Regions from separate parts of the Homo sapiens genome. Here region 2 is linked to region 1. The links are chromatin loops, found by intact Hi-C in ENCODE. Cell type or tissue: heart left ventricle. All regions are shown on one strand.

Region 1 (8,000 bases):
TCAAAACCTTTACCTGTCCCATATTATAGTATGAGACCAGCAGAATGGACCTGGTTCAAGTGGTTGTGATAATCTACAAAGATCCTGAGATGACTCGAGCAGATGGTTATCCTATAACCAATCCAGTCCTCTAATGAATGCAATAGAGCAGATTTCACAGTAGGAAGCAATGGGAAATGGGAGGTGGGTTCAGAAAATAGGGGCTGCTGAGATTGTTTATCAGCTGAGTGACCCCAAGCAAATTACTTACTTAATCTCTTCTCCAGAGACTTGCCAAGGGGTGAAGCAATTCAGCAGCTAGCATTAGATGCAGCCTCCAGTACTCAAAGAGAGTTTGAATTCAAAGACTAAAAAAAGTTCACAAACACCCGGTAGTTATTTGTAAACCACCACACTCAGAAAACACTCAAAAGATAGGCTAAAAATTCTGGAAACCAACAAAAGCAGACTGTTATTTAAAAGAATGGGCCAGGTGTGGTAGCTCACGCCTGTAATCCCAGCACTTTGGGAGGCCGAGGTGGACTGATCACCTGAGGTCAGGAGTTTGAGACCAGCCTGGCCAACATGGCGAAACCCTGTCTCTACTAAAAATACAAAAATTAGCCAGGCATGGTGGTGGGCACCTGTAATCTCAGCTACTCAGGAGGCTGAGGCAGGAGAATTGCTTGAGCCATGGAGGCAGAGGTTGCAGAGAGCTGAGATCACGCCATTGCACTCCAGCCTAGGTGACAGAGTAAGACTCCATCTCAAAAAAAAAAAAAAAATGGGCCTGTTGTAGTGGCTCACACCTGTAATGCCAGCTACTGGGTGGCTGAGGTGGGAGGATCACTTGAGCCTGGGAGATCAAGGCTGCAGTGAACTGTGATTGCACCACTGCACTCCAGCCTGGGTGAGAGGGAGACCCAGTCTCAAAAAATAAAAATTAAAAAATAGAAGGTGGTGGCCAGGTGTGGTAACTCACACCTGTAATCCCAGTACTGTGAGAGGCCAAGAGAGGAGAATCACTTGAGGCCAGGAGTTTGAGACCAGCTCGCAGCCTGGGCAACATAGCAAGACCTCACTCTGGTGTCAAGGCTGGACTGTAGTGATGCACTCTTGGCTCATTGCTGCCTTGACCTCCTGGGCTCAGGTGATCCACCCACTTCAACCTCCTGAATAGTTGGGACTACATGCACATGCCACCATACTCAGCTATTTTTATTTTTGTAGAAACGGAGGTCTCACTATATTGCCTAGGTTGGTCTCAAACTCCTGGGCTCAAGCGATCCTCCCGCCTCAGCTTCCCAAACTGTTGGGATTACAGGCATGAGCCACTCCCCAGGCTCTACAAAAAAAAAAAAAAAATTAATTAAAATAAAAGGATGGAGGCCAGGCACAATGGCACATGCCAGCACTTTGGAAGGCCGAGGCGGGCAGATCACCTGAGGTCAGGAGGTTGAGACCAGCCTGACCAACATGTAGAAACCCTGTCTCTACTAAAAATACAGAATTTGCCAGGTGTGATGGCACATGCCTATAATCCCAACTACTCTGGAGGTTGAGGCAGGAGAATCGCTTGAACCTGGGAGGCGGAGGTTGTGGTGAGCCAAGATCGTGCCATTGCACTCCAGCCTGGGCAACATGAGTGAAATTGTCTCAAAACAATAAAAAATAAATAAAAAATAAAAGGATTGTGAATTATAGGCTAAAATTTCCCATTGTTATTTAAAAAAATAGCCAAACACAGACTGAATCCCATATCTACCAAAAGTAACATCAACAGTCAATTCAGTGGCTTCATTTTATAAACCATATGGATGCAGTACAGTATAAACTAGGATAAACAACCATGCCCAGGAAGAAAGAATGGTCCCTACAAGAAAGACATGCATATGGGTAAAGGCAAGGGCTGTAAAGGACTAGTTATGTTAGCTTCTTTTCAAACCCAAAATGGAGACTTCTTCAGCCAAGCTCAAATACTAGAAGTCTTGACTTTTTAACAGCACCAAGTTTCAAAACACAGGCACACGAGTTACAGCAGACAAACACATCCTGTTTGCACTTGACTTCCTGTTTTGGGCTATCTGATCTCTTTCCACCGCTGTACCCTAGACCTTCAACAAGTAGGTAACCTTTCATATCTGCTGCCAACTGGTTCACTAGACAGTATTTCAGTGACAATAAAGTACATTATTATATGAGTCAGGTAAAAGATTCACCTAACAAGCACCAAAAACCAATCATGAGTGTCTAAGACACTTTCTGGATTTCCCATGCTTCGTACTGACATCTGACTTAAGCAATAAAAACTTAACACAAATAGTGCTGAGATAAGGAAATAAAGCCTGAAACAAAACTTCGAATATGAGGGCTGGGAAAAAGAGCAAGAAAAATTGAAAATGTTTTAATAATTAAACGCTGGCCCCTTTTCAAATGCAGAAGGAACAGATTCCCAGAAGGGAGTGACTGAGACAGTTAAACAGCCCTTTCGTGAACACTGCCTCAAATCCAACCTGCTACCAACTGGACAAAGTCTACTTTTCAGCATTGCAAAAGCCTTCAATTTTAGACACCTAAAGCCTCCACTTCAAGTGTAACTTTCCACTACTTTCAAAGATTTGGTGGTTTCCCAGGCCACATTCAGTTCTAGAAGTAAACACTGGGCAACAAATACCCCAGCTTAATGGACAAGTCATTTAGCCTCTTTGGGTCTGTTTTCTCATCTGGAAAACAGGAAGGTTGAACTACATTCATCTCTAATGTTTTCTCCAGCTGTAGAAAAATTTGAGGATTCAATATTAACGGTTAGCAGAAGTTTCTGTGGTTTCCTGCATTATTTCTTTGGTCAAATAAGATGCCTTTGACATCCCACATCCCACACTGTGAATAAAATGCCCTGATCTACCTCCCCAGTACCGGAAGATTTTTTTTCCCTTTCCCTTTCACTTGAAACATGCATTGGAAAATTTCCCTCTTGAAAGCAATATACTGACAAATTTTAAGTACTGTTCTTTATACATGGTCTTTTATTAAGATGTTAATGTAATCACCAGTCAATTCCTATGCTGCTCATCTGATTCATGGGGGAACTCAAGCCACAAAAGGATGGAGAAAATCTGACCAGCAGCATGTGGCACACCCACATAGTGACTGCTAATGAGGAGAGAATGAGGCAAAATCTGGGTAAAAAAAAGGGGGTGGTAAAGAGAAGTTCAGTGAGTCAGTGCAAGGGAAAACACAGGTTAATAGAAAAGAAAGAAAAGGAAATGTGAAAGGAAGAAGAAAAGCAAAAAAGGGAGGGAATCTATAATAAACAATGAGTAGAAACTTAAAAACCTGAAATTCTGTTCAGTTATTCATTCATTCATCCAATAGATATTGAATGCCCACTATGTGCAGGGAACTGAACTAGATACTAGGAGAAAGACAAAGGTCAACCAGACAGATCTGCTCAGTGAGGCCATGGTCTAGTAGGAGATAGGTAGGTACACAAACAACTATAATAGATGGCAGAAAGTGTAATGTGCCACAAAGGAGACATAAAAGAGAATTCTCTGCTATGAGACTCAGGAAGAAGTGATTACTCCCAGTGAGGGATCAGACTAGGGAGCCTTCATGGGAAGAATGACATTCCAAGCCAAAAGCACAACAGAAACAAGGGTACTCAAGTAGGAAATCAAGATCATACAGGAGCAGTGAGTAACTGGCAATAGCTAGTGATCCAGAGAGCCATGTCTAAATTGGATAGGTGGACTGGAGCCAGACTGAGTATTCAGAAATTGGCATTAGTATCTGAATTTAAGTCTAGTGGAAGAGGAAGGGGACAGGAAGGAGTTGATGGACTAGGAGCTGGAAGAAACTCAAAAACTTAACCCATAAAATTAAGATAATAAAATCAACACAAAATCAATGTGCACAGATATGTAAAGTTCCTCCAAAGAGACAGAGTATCTTCCAAACCAAAAGCAAGAAGAGGACAAAAAGGCTTGGATGACTATATTAATACACGGGTATTTAAACAAAGAATGTGACCACATCTAAGACTGGTTAACAAAGAAATCTGGAAAAATCTAGAAAAAACAGGGAGGGGCATTTTGACTCCAGAACTGCCCAAAGCCAAGAAATACTAGAGATAGGTGACACAACATCTTCTCTGCAGTGGAACAAGGTTATTTCACAAAGCTTAGATGGGTACAGCATATAGTAGCAGCTAGGGGTAGGGGCTCTTAGGGGCAGAGGGACTTGGTTCAAATCTCAGTTCAGCATCTTATCAGCTTGAAGAGAGCTTGGTTTCCTCATTTGTAAATTGAAGATAATTGTACCTACTTTGCAGGAGGATCACTGGGACAATGAAATGCCCTACTGTATGCAAAGTACTTAATACAATACCAGGCATTATGGGAAACAATAATCTTTTTTGTAACTATATTCTCCCCCACAAACCATTCTATCTTATAAATCCATGCTCACCAAGCAAGCTTGATATTATTAAATTTGATTGCCAGATCTCTTGATATTGAAAAGCAATTATCCTAACAAATTCCAGAATCCCGTTAACGGAAAAGGAATCCTTCATTCTAAAATAATAAATTGGCATTCCATTCTGAGCTCAATCACTCAAGTCTGAATACAATCCTGTCTTCAAGACTAATTATTTCCAGGTTCTCCACAAAATACATTTTGTGACCCAAGACTAGACTGACGACACAGTGACCAAAATCCTGAGGGGTCATCCTGAGAAGCTAGATTGGCACCACCCTGGCCAGCCCTACCTAATGCCACCCTCGCTCTACAAGCTAACTTGTATAATACTTTCCCATACTTCTCCACCTTCCACCCCTGTCATACCCTTCAATCAAGCACTATAGTGAAGCACTTTACCTTCCTCTCTAACCGTGTAGAGGTCAAATACACCATCTTATCCATTTTTGCATTTTCCTCCATATCCCAATATAACTTGCATCAAAAGAACCACAATAAATATTTACTGTAAAACACAATTTTGCTTAACAACACAAGCCATTGCATTCCACCATTCCCACAAGCTGAGGCCTCTTTCTGATTTATTTTTCCCACATCAGATGGGTAATGCACTGACTTTGTAGTAACAAGGCTTGATGGAGGCACATCTCATACATGTGCATGAAAATCCAATCATTACACTTATGAACAACAAAATAATCCCCTTTCTAATTTACTGAACTCTTACTCTATCTTTTATCTTCCCCTCCCTCCCCCACCTCTCCATTCCTAAACTGCCAGATTACTATAGAAAAATCAGAAGACTTTATTTAACTGGGTTGCTAACAAATTCATACAGCTGGGGTAAGCCATCACTGGGCTCTAAAAACCTTTCATTCCTCTCTAGCTGATGTCCTGATAGGGCTTTCCAAAGAGCAGTGTCATGCAAGGTTTAGGAGCATGGGGCCTGGGTCAGACAGAACTCATAGTCTTCTTTCTGTGTGACCTGTTAAGGTGATTAATTCCCTAAGCGTCATTTTTCTCATCTGTAAAATGAAGTACCTAAAAGAGGTCATTCACACAAATCCTTAACACTAACACAGTGACAGGCTTAGAGTAGGTGCTTAGTAAACACCGATCCAACAGCTTTTTTTTTTTTTTTGAGATTGAGTCTTGCTTTGTTGCCCAGGCTGGAGTGCAGTGGCGCGATTTTGGCTCACTGCAAGCTCCACCTCCCGGGTTCACGCCATTCTCCTGCCTCAGCCTCCTGAGTAGCTGGGACTACGGGTGCCCACCAGCACGCCTGGCCAATTTTTTTGTATTTTTAGTAGACACGGGGTTTCACCGTGTTAGCCAAGATGGTCTCGATCTCCTGACCTCGTGATCCACTTGCCTCGGCCTCCCAAAGTGCTGGGATTACAGGCGTGAGCCACAGCGCCCGGCCAATGGTCACCAATGATCTTCTGATGGATAAATGTGTGATTCTTTCCTATGTCCTCAACCTTCATGACTCCCTGAAGCCCCATGCACCCAAAACCTACCCAAATTCTTCATTATGAAGCTGTCTTCAGAGGGTTACCAAGAACTATGGACAGAAATATAACTTTAATTAAGCATTAGGCCAGGTGCGATGGCTCACCTGTAATCCCAGCACTTTGGGAGGCCAAGGTGGGCGGATCACCTGAGGTCAGGAGTTTGAGACCAGCCTGGCCAAAACGGTGAAAACCCATCTCTACTAAAAATACAAAATTAGCCAGGTGTGGTGGCACACACCTGTAGTCTAGCTACTCAGGAGGCTGAGGCAGGAGAATCACTTGAACCCAGGAGGCAGAGGTTGCAGTGAGCCGAGATCATGCCATTGCACTCCAGCCTGGGCCACAAGAGCAAAACTCCATCTCAAAAAAAAACAAACAAACAAACAAACAAAAAAAAAACATTAATCAGGCTGGATTTTGACACATTTCCTTGTAACTGAAAGTCACACAGCGCTAGATACTGACCATTTGCATCCCTATTGTTTCTAAAGATAGTATCTCTGACATTAGAAGCATAAGGCTTTTTTTTTAAGAATTGCTTGAGATATTTTTCAGATCCCAAATTCTGGTAAAACAGCTGATGCCAACCAGTTTGAAGACCCTCAGAGAGAAATAAAATCAGCATAATACAGTTTTTTCATCTCCGGGTCCCATTACTTCACCTTTCTCTCTCTGACCACCCAACAATCTCCACATTCCAGCCCACTCCAAAATCCTTAAAAACCCTAGCTCCAAACTCCTCAGGAGGACGGATTTGCAGTTCCCTCTCATCTCCTCATTCTGCAGCCCAACAAATAAACCCCGCCCCCAGGTCTTGGGTATTGACTTGCCACACATCAGACAGCACACTTACTCTGGATACACTTGAATTCCCCTTACAGACTCCTTCTCCCACACTGGCTCCCACTGCAAGCGTGGTAGCCTGACTTACCTTTGACATCAATGACCACTCTTGCTCCCTTATTTTCCTTCCCTGGTTCCTTCTTTTGCCCCCTACATAGGCCCTAGGGTTCTGTACTCCATACTCTTCCTTCTTCCTTTCCTTCTCTAGTGAATTTTACTTCTACTTTTTTTTTTTTTTTTTTTTGAGACAAAGTTTTGCTCTGTTGCCCAGGCTGGAATGCAGTGGCATGATCTCGGCTCACCACAACCTCCGCCTCCTGGGTTCAAATGATTCTCCTGCCTCAGCCTTCTGAGTAGCTGGGATTACAGGCATGCACCACCACGCCCGGCTAATTTTGTATTTTTAGTAGAGACGGGATTTCTCCATGTTGGTCAGGCTGGTCTCAAACTCCTGACCTCAGGTGATCTGCCCACTTCAGCCTCCCAAAGTGCTGGGATTACAGGCGTGAGCCACCATGCCCAGCCTGGTTCTACTTTTTAAATGCATCCTGCAACTATCCCGTTCTATGTCCACTGCCATATCCTGCCCTATCTGCGATGATCCTTCTCAAGAAGGGAGACAAACACTTCCTTACTGGTCCCTTCTTTGTGACTCTCTATTCTCTACAGAGTAGCCAGGGTAACCTTTTATTTAGAAAAAGAATCTTTGCTTGTCACTTTCTGTTTTAAGCCTTCAATGGTGTCCCACCACCCTTTTTTTTTTTCTTTTTCTTTTTTTTTGAGACAGAGTTTTCACTTTTGTTACCCAGGCTGGAGTACAGTGGTGCAACCTCGGCTCACTGCAACATCCACCTCCCGGGTTCCAACAATTCTCCTGCCTCAGCCTCCCGAGTAGCACGGATTACAGGCATAAGCCACCATGCCTGGCTAAAATTTTTTATATTTTTAGTAGAGATGGGGTTTCACCACGTTGACCAGGCTGGTCTCAAACTCCTGACCTCAGGTGATCCACCTGCCTCAGCCTCCCAAAGTGCTAGGATTACAGGTGTGAGCCACCATGCCCAGCCCCACCACACTTTTGAGTGAAGGCTAGACTCACTATCTAGCCCACAAAGTCCCCATGTGATGTGGGCTCTGCTTGCCTTTTCCACTTTACCTCATGCAGCTCTCCCACTTCACTCA
Region 2 (8,000 bases), 510 kb before region 1:
GCTGAGACCAGAGAGATAATTTCCTCTCTAGGCTGTTCTAAGGAAGAGCCCCTAAAGCCACGGGAGCAGTATGCGGAAACTCTCTGCACCATATTTGCAACTTTCCTGTAAATCTCAAAATGTTCCAAAATTAGATTTAAAATAGAAAATCCACAGGTAGAGCCCAATTGTAGCTCCAAGTGCCCCTCCGCACTGCACGGACCTGACATAAATTGGTGCTATTCCGATTTGTAACTCCAGGGGGCGCCATGCACACAGGCACAAGGTCTGACACATAGTAGGTTCTCTATATTGTAAATATCAACTGATAAACCCTTGAGTGGTCAAAATGGACATTTTGGGGGCCTCGAGAAAGGACTGTCTATTATACATGAAGGATATGGACCCTGAACTGAGGGAGTACTTACTAGATAATCCCAGGTGTTTAGGGGCATTTTAAACTACCTTGATAGGCATCAATAATTTGACATTTTCGTCTATGCCTATTGGTTTCTGTAAATGTCATGTCCTTGGGCAGTAACAAAGTCACAGGATAGAATTTAGAGTAGGATTTGCAGAACCATGACAAGATTTGGGAGAACCATTTTGAATAAGCAATTGGACTTTAACTGGCTCTCTTTTTTTCCCTTTTTCAAAACTATTAACTTTAAAGTGACACAATAATTTTCTTTCAGTAAAACTATAGTTGTTCATCACCAGAACATTATCCGGGATATCTGTCCTTAAGGCTACAAGGAAAACAAGATGACGGGAAGGAAATGGAAGGCATGAGAAAGATGCTATGCTGAATTCTGAATGTTGTCACATATGGCCTGCCTTATTTTAGTCACATTAAAATCCCTAGTTGATCTCTAGACCAATACAACAAACCACAGCCTAAATCTGTGACTGGGCCTCACACAAAATGATGGAATTCTTAACCAGAACATGATTCTTAGTGCGAATATATAATCCTTTAGTAAAAATGCTGTGGTGTACTTTTTAGCTATACCTTTGTAATATGGATACATCTACCTGAGATTCCCATTTCCAGCCGCCACTCCCTCAGCAAAACCAAAACAAAACAAAACAAAAGACCCAGGGTAATGGGATAAATAAGCAATGGTCTCTAATCATGCAGTTGATACAACAGTAAGCTTCCTAGGGCAGGAACGTCAGGGAAGCTTTCCCAGAAGAGGTGACTTTGGGCTAAGTCCTCAAGGATAAGTAGGAGGTTGCCAGTTCGACAAGGGAGAAACAGGGGAAGGCAAGGACTTTTAGGCAGATGGGAAAGCAGTGATACCTTCCATTTGCCCCTTTGGAATCACTCTCTCCACCCTCCTCTGGGACCCATAGCTTCCCACAGAGTTTGGCCAAGGGGATGCTGAAGATGTTGGTGCTTCCCCTGCTGCAGCCAGCATCGACTTCCTGCCTGAACTTTGAGTGGAGGAATTAGAGGAGGGCGTCTAAAGATGGAGCTAATGGTGCACTTTAATTGGGAAAGATGAACATGTGGGTTCCAGGGCATACACACTCCCTGCTCTCTGTGTGGAAGATGATGCCAGAAGCCTTTCCAAGGTGAGTTACAAACAAAGTGCCCCAACCAGCCTGCTCACCAAACCTCCTAATTATGCCAGCCTTGAGCCAAAAATTCTATCCTAACCCAATGGGAGGGTGGAGGTCAGAGGGATACAGCTGTCTGCCTGAGTTCCAATCACAGGTCTGAATAGGTCATTTCTTGTATCACGCATTTCCCCCAGAAAGGGCTGAAATGCTTTTCCAACACAGGAGAGGTCAGAATAGGACCAGTCACAAAGCCAGAGCTTGTGGTCTCAGAGAAGCTGCCCAGGAGCCTCCGGGCTTCCACTCCTCTGCCCACACATCCTCCCAACCTTGGTCTTGTGGCATCTTTCCAGACACTGTCAGGGATGGTAGGCCATGGAAAGATTCAAAGACCAGGACAGTGGTGCTCAGAACTTTGGTGCACAACAGACTTCAGGGAGAATGTTGACAATAAAAACATCAGGATGGTTTAGGGCATCTGTGTGGTTAGCAAACTCCCTGTGTGTCTCTGAGGCATGCCAGAGTTTGAGCCTACTGGACAAAGGAAATCCTCAGATGGAAAAAGGATGGATGTCTCTATTTGGTAAGCATTTATTATTGTCACTACTACTATTAATATTGTTAGAAGAATTGAATTTTACAGCAAATGTTGTAATAGTCAAGTAGCTGAATGATAATTACCAATAATGATAATATCATGATTTGCAGCTACTGTGTACCAGGCTCATTTTGTGCATGAAAACATATCCTTACGTAAATAAAATGTGGTACATCCATACAACAGAAAATTATTCAGCCTTTTAAAATACAGGAATTTCTGACACATGCTGCAATATGGATGAACCTTGATGACATTAGCTAAGTGAAACAAGCCAGTCGCAAAAGGACAAAGATTGCATGACTCCACCAATATGAGGTACCCAGAATAGTCAACTTCACAGCAACAGAAAGTAAAAAGGTGGATACCAGGGCTGGGGGAGGGAGGAATGGGGAGTTACTGTATAATGGGGACAGAGTTTCAATCTGGGAAGATAAAAAAGTTCTGGAGATGGATGGTAGTGATGGTTGCACAACGATGTGAATATACTTCATGCCACTGGACTACGCCCTCAAAAATGGTTAAAGTAGTAAATTTTATGCTGTGTATACTTTACTACAATTTTAAAAATTATTTCAATAAAGCTAGGTTGGAAAGTGAAGCATGAACTTCAGAGTCAGGCAGGTCTGGATGTGAATCCCAGCTGCCTGAACAATCTTTGGCAACGTGACCTCCCTGAGCTTCCACTTTCTTTTCTGTGATATGAGGAGGGGGCAAGAAGCAACATCTTGGGGTGTATGGAATGGCAGCCATTTTACAAAAATTATCTCAGATATCTGTCCCCCAGCCCTATAATGCCAGTGGGTAATTATTAGCCTCATTTTACAAATGAGAAAGTTGAGCCTCAGTGAAGTGATGGAGTGTGTGTAAGGTCACACAGTCAGGAAGTAGAAGGGCCAGGGTTCAAAATATAAAGATAAAGATGAACATAAAACTGGGCTCTGTATTTCCTGCATTATGATCCTCCAGACACATCTTGAAGCACACGCAGAATCTCACCTTGGGTTTGAAGACTTGGAGGGCACAAACCCAGATGCCCGATTTAGGGACCACTGTTCAGATTCTGATATAAAACCTACTGTTTTAAAGGCCATTACCCAGCACCTCTCAGTTTATGGGCCTCTTTTATATTTACAAGTCCTATGAATGTGCAATTGAAATAGACCAAAAAATGTGTCTCTAGAATCTTACGTGCTTGGAAATCAAAGCAGGACACACTGGTGAAGACAGAAGTTGTTCCAAAAGCTGAAGTCTAAATTATGGGAATCAAGTTGAAATCTCAGTTCTCAGAGTAAAGTTCAAAATACATAAAGAACCAGACAAGATAACAGGTATCATTGCCAAGAGAAGGGAATGGAACTTCAGCAGGAAAAACAAGCCCAAGAGAGTTATCAGATGCTAAAGACCCAGGGTTTCCATGCCACTTCCCCGCCGGGGGCCTCACATGGAGCCCCCTGACTCCAGGATGTGCCATTCACATGTGCTATTCAATAAGATAAATGGTGCCCCCTTAAGTTGTGCGGTATGCCAGCCGGCTCCATCTTCAGGTTATGAGGATTTCTAAAGAGATCAACCATGGTGGGGAGTCAAAGAAGATGGTGAAGTAAGATGTGGGAAATGCCCTTTCAAAAGGTGAAAGCAACATATCCAACATGTGTGCAGCACCTGGTCTGTGTCTCCTTCCTAGGTCTTCACTTGTTTTGTCTCATTTTATTCTCTGCATCTCCCATTTAAGAAGCTCAGAGAGGTTCAATAACTTGGCCACAGTCACACAGCTAGTTTTGGTAGAACCCCAGTTGGAATCCAGATCACTGACTGCACATCAGTCCCTCTCCATCCAGCCACCAGCTGAGAGGACTCCAAGCCAGTCTGGACATGATTTTAACCAGGCCAAACCAGGCTGGAAGAGCCATTGAGGGCTGATGGAAGGAGGAAATTAAGCCACAGAAAGGTAACCTGAAGGGTTTGGGGTATAAACAGAGGGAGGAGGAGACCCAGTTCCTCTAAGCTCTAAGGACCGGGGGGATGAGAATTGAGGGGTTACTGTTGATTAGCATCAGTGAAAACTAGCATCCAGGGTAGGGAGCTGCCACTTGTCTCCCCACTTTCCCAAGTCTCTGTCTTTCCAGGCTTTACTGAGGGATGACCAGTCTGTCCCTGGGTTCTGAACATTCTGGAAATGGCTCTACTGGGGTATTGGAGGGTAGGGGCACTGGAATGCAAAGCTCTGACTTTGGGTCAGGAAGCCTATCTCAGGCACTTGGGTCCAGAAGTGGCCTGTGAACTCAGCATTGGATGGGAGAAAGAGGGACTGAGGTCTTGTCCTTTCTTGGCCCCTTTGAGCTTGACTTTGGGTGTGTCACCTTGCCTCTATGACACTCAGTTTCTTACTTCAATATAGTACAAGGAGGTTAGACTTAGATGATATTTCTAACTGTTTTTCCATACCTAACATCCTTTGTTTCTGGAATTTGCCTCTGCTCCAATCAGAAAGGCTAGAGTAAAGCCTTCTCCAGGGCAGTGGCCTTGTTTTGCAGGCTCACTTGGTCTGGGTGGCTCAGTTGTGTCCCGCCCTTCTCCTTACCCACATGCTCCAGGGCTCAGGCTTCATGAGGAGAAGTGGGGGAGGGGAGCAGCAGCAATGCCTCCCTGGTTCCCAGCACCTCCCTACCTTTCTGAATTTTTAAAAGTGCCTTTACTCAAAGTTCATCAAAAATTCATCAGGCTTGGGATTGGCCCAAGTGTTTGCCTGAGGAGCCAAGTCAAGGTGGAACAGGAGGCCAGCAGGTGGTGCAGACCTCTGGAGCTGCACTGAGGGCATGGCACAGGCCTATATGCTGAACCCTGCACCACCCCGTGGAGAGAGGCCAGAGACCAGGGCAGCAGCCTGCCTGGGGAAGCTTGATCCCACCTCTGGAGACAACCTTTCATCAGCCTGGGCCTTACCTTCTGCAAAGTAGGAGTCAGAGCCTGCCTGTCCTTTTCAAGGAGGTCGGGAGGATCGATGAGGCAATGGGCAGGCCTCACTCTTTCTAAAGTGAGGGCTTTAACATATGGAAAGGGAATTGGATAGCATCACAACTGACTTTAAAGGAAGGTATTTGAGAGCTCCTGGGAGAGCCCAGTGTTTCCAGCCTGGGCAGATGCAAGGGGAAGAAGGGAGATTGCTGGGCCAAACACTCTCCTCTGGGCTTCCAGTAGCTCCTTTCCTCATCCACCTTGTCTCTTTAGCTGCTACAGAAGATTCTGTTTTGGAAAAAAAAAAAAGATGCTGTTAACTTTTTAAAGTTTGCATAGCACTGAATAGTCCACTCTTTCTTTAGAGAAAAAGAAACGGAGGCCCTGCATGGAGAAGTGACTTTCCCAAGGCCATTCAGCCAATCAGTAGCAGAGATGGGGCTGGAGCCCAAGGGTTCTAGCTCCCAGGCCAGGAGCCTGCCTGCTTCTGCATCAGTTTCACCTTGCCAATGCCTTTGTCTGGATGTGTCCTTGGTCACCCAAACCAGATGTCAGCTTATCTGACCACAGAAAGACATTCTCCAAGTCAGCATGACCAGGTTAAGAAAGTGAGTGGATCTTCATTGGACGCCCATGATGGGATGTTCTTGTTTGTGTCTGGCTTATAGGTGCCCCTGGCTGGAGTCTTTCTGTGGAACAAAGTGAAGACCCTCCAGCCCCCAACAGGTACTTGGGTTTCAGTCCTCAGAGCACTGGGTTATCTGGTCCAACTCTCTGGTTTTCAGATGTGGAAATTGAAGCCCAAAGAAATTGTAAGTCAAGGGCAGGCATGGTGTGGGTCACACCTATAATCTCAGCAGTTTGGAAGACAAAGGCAGAAGGACTGCTTGAGGACAGGGGTTTGAAACCAGCCTGAGCAACAGAACCAGACCCTATCTTTATAAAAAATAAAAATAATTAAAAAATTAGCTAGGCACGGTGGCACACACCTGTAGTCCCAACTACTCTGGAGGCTGAGGTGGGAGGATCACTTGAGCCCAGGAGGTTGAGGCCACAGTGAGTCATCATCAAATCACTGTACTCCAGCCTGGGCAAAAGAGCAAGACTCTGTCTCTAAAAAGGAGGAGGAGGAGAGTTGTGAGTCAAATTGACACTAGGCCTCCTGGGTGCCCAGTTAGTGCTCCTGCCACATCACCACACCTCCACTGGTTCTCTGTTCTCCTAGAAGTCCCCTCGGCCCCTCCTCCCCCAGAGGTGTCACGAGGCTGGGGAGGTATGGGGATCCACTCTGGAGGTCTTCACCTCTCGCACTGTATCAGAGAGTCTTGGCCAGCTCTCAGAACCAGAAAACCCACTGAGGACCAAGCAGGACCATAAACCGCAATAATCATGTTTTTAATAATCGCCTAGAGTTTGTTTAACATACAATCACAGCCAGCAATAAATCCAAATTAAAGGCCCAACCAGGAGGCCTAAGTTAAGCTGCCTGCTTGGAAATAGAACAGCTGAAGAAGAGGAGGGGAGAGGAGGAAGAGGAAGAGTAGGAGCAGGAGAAGGGGAGCAGCCCTCTGAGGAGGTAACACCCTCAGGAGGGCCAGGGAGGTGGCCCCAAGCAGGTTAGTAGGTTCCTGCCTGGCCCTAGCTCCAGCCCCAACCCTAGCACAGGTCTTGCTATCTTCACCCAAAAGGATTTCTCAATGGTTCAAGCAGAGAAAATATCTAAGTTCCAAAACCTCAGAGCTGCAAAAGAAAGAGACAATATTCACTCCTCTGCCTGTGGGCACACAAGCTCCATAAGGGCAAGGACCTTCTTGTTATGTTCAGTTCTGTGCTGCCCCCAGCTCCTGGCATCTAGTAGGTAATCAGCAAACATCTGTTGAATAAACACATGAATAAATGAGTGAGTGTGAACGAATGCTTTCCCATCCATTTATTCATTCATTTGGGATATTTTTCCCTCTCAAATATTCATTGAGCAACTATAGTACCTGCAGGTACAGAGATGAACAAGATTCCTGTCATCTAGAAACTGAGTGCCAAAGGACGAATAACAGAGATGACTCCAGCCTAAGGGGGCCTGGCCAGGCCAGCAGTGAAGGGTGGGAAGAGTAAAGGGTTTCAGAAGGGGTTTGCTTAAAGCTGAGTTCTGAAGAGCAATTAAGTGTTAACCAGACTCGCAGGAGCCTAGACCTGGGTGTGGCAAGTGATACTGACCAGAGGATAATGTTCTAGACCAAAGGGGCAGCATGTGCAGAGCAGGGGAGCAAGAGAGGATGTGGCATTGCCCAAGAACCACAGAGAGTTCAGTGGGGCTGGGAACAGAATGAGAGCTGGAAGCCGAGGAGGAAGGAGGGAGGGAGGTGGACAGTTGGCAGGGGCCAGCCATGGACAGCTGTGTGAGCCATGCTAAACAGTTTGGACTTTATCCCGGGGGCAAAAGGGAACTTATGGAAGTGTTTTAAGCAGGAGGTTGACATGACCAGAATTGAAGTTTGGAAAAATCGCTCTAGCCGCAGTATGGAGAATGGATTAGAGGTGAGGGTGCCTGGGGCCAGGCAGAGCCGTCAGGAGGTGGCTGCGGTGATCCACTGAGAAAAGCGAGGGCTGGGACCAGTGAGGGATGTTGACACAGACACCAAGGAGGGCCAAACTCAAGGGATGGGGAGGGAGCAAAGGGCGGCAGTGACTGAGTGTGGGAGTGAGGCAGTGGGGGCATCTGGTGTCTCCCAGTATCTCAGGTGAGTGGGCAATAGCAGTGCCGCTGAGAACCGAAGTGGAGCATGCTGGCCAAGACACTAGGTCTCCTGCAAAGGCCTCTCTGGGAAGATATAGCCACTTGCCGCCTGCAAGGGAGGACAGACACACTCCCCTAGGTCTGCCTTTGGTCCAGTTTGGAAACTGA

What was found. Peaks named below come from ENCODE experiments on the same cell type or tissue, not always from the same donor. Only the 100,000 strongest peaks of a DNase experiment are listed, where the experiment ranks them.
Region 2: it touches region 1 in a loop (5-fold over the local background); 2 of 110 quality-filtered maps call a loop at or near these places.

What each region holds. Positions count from the first base shown.
Region 1 is chr17:35,049,334-35,057,333 of GRCh38, forward strand. The region is part of intron 1 of RFFL (ring finger and FYVE like domain containing E3 ubiquitin protein ligase); the gene reads right to left. The region is part of intron 5 of RAD51L3-RFFL (RAD51L3-RFFL readthrough); the gene reads right to left. It overlaps LOC124904123 (small nucleolar RNA U13), which reads right to left and starts at 5,161; the gene lies at 5,055-5,161. In heart left ventricle, no CTCF peak of the experiment used is centred here; no DNase peak of the experiment used is centred here; H3K4me3 peaks cover 535 bases; H3K27ac peaks cover 955 bases.
Region 2 is chr17:34,542,677-34,550,676 of GRCh38, forward strand. No RefSeq gene overlaps it. Among named protein-coding and RNA genes, the nearest start is that of TMEM132E-DT, 33 kb to the right of the region's middle. In heart left ventricle, a CTCF peak has its summit at 243 (motif pointing right); no DNase peak of the experiment used is centred here; H3K27me3 peaks cover 4,670 bases.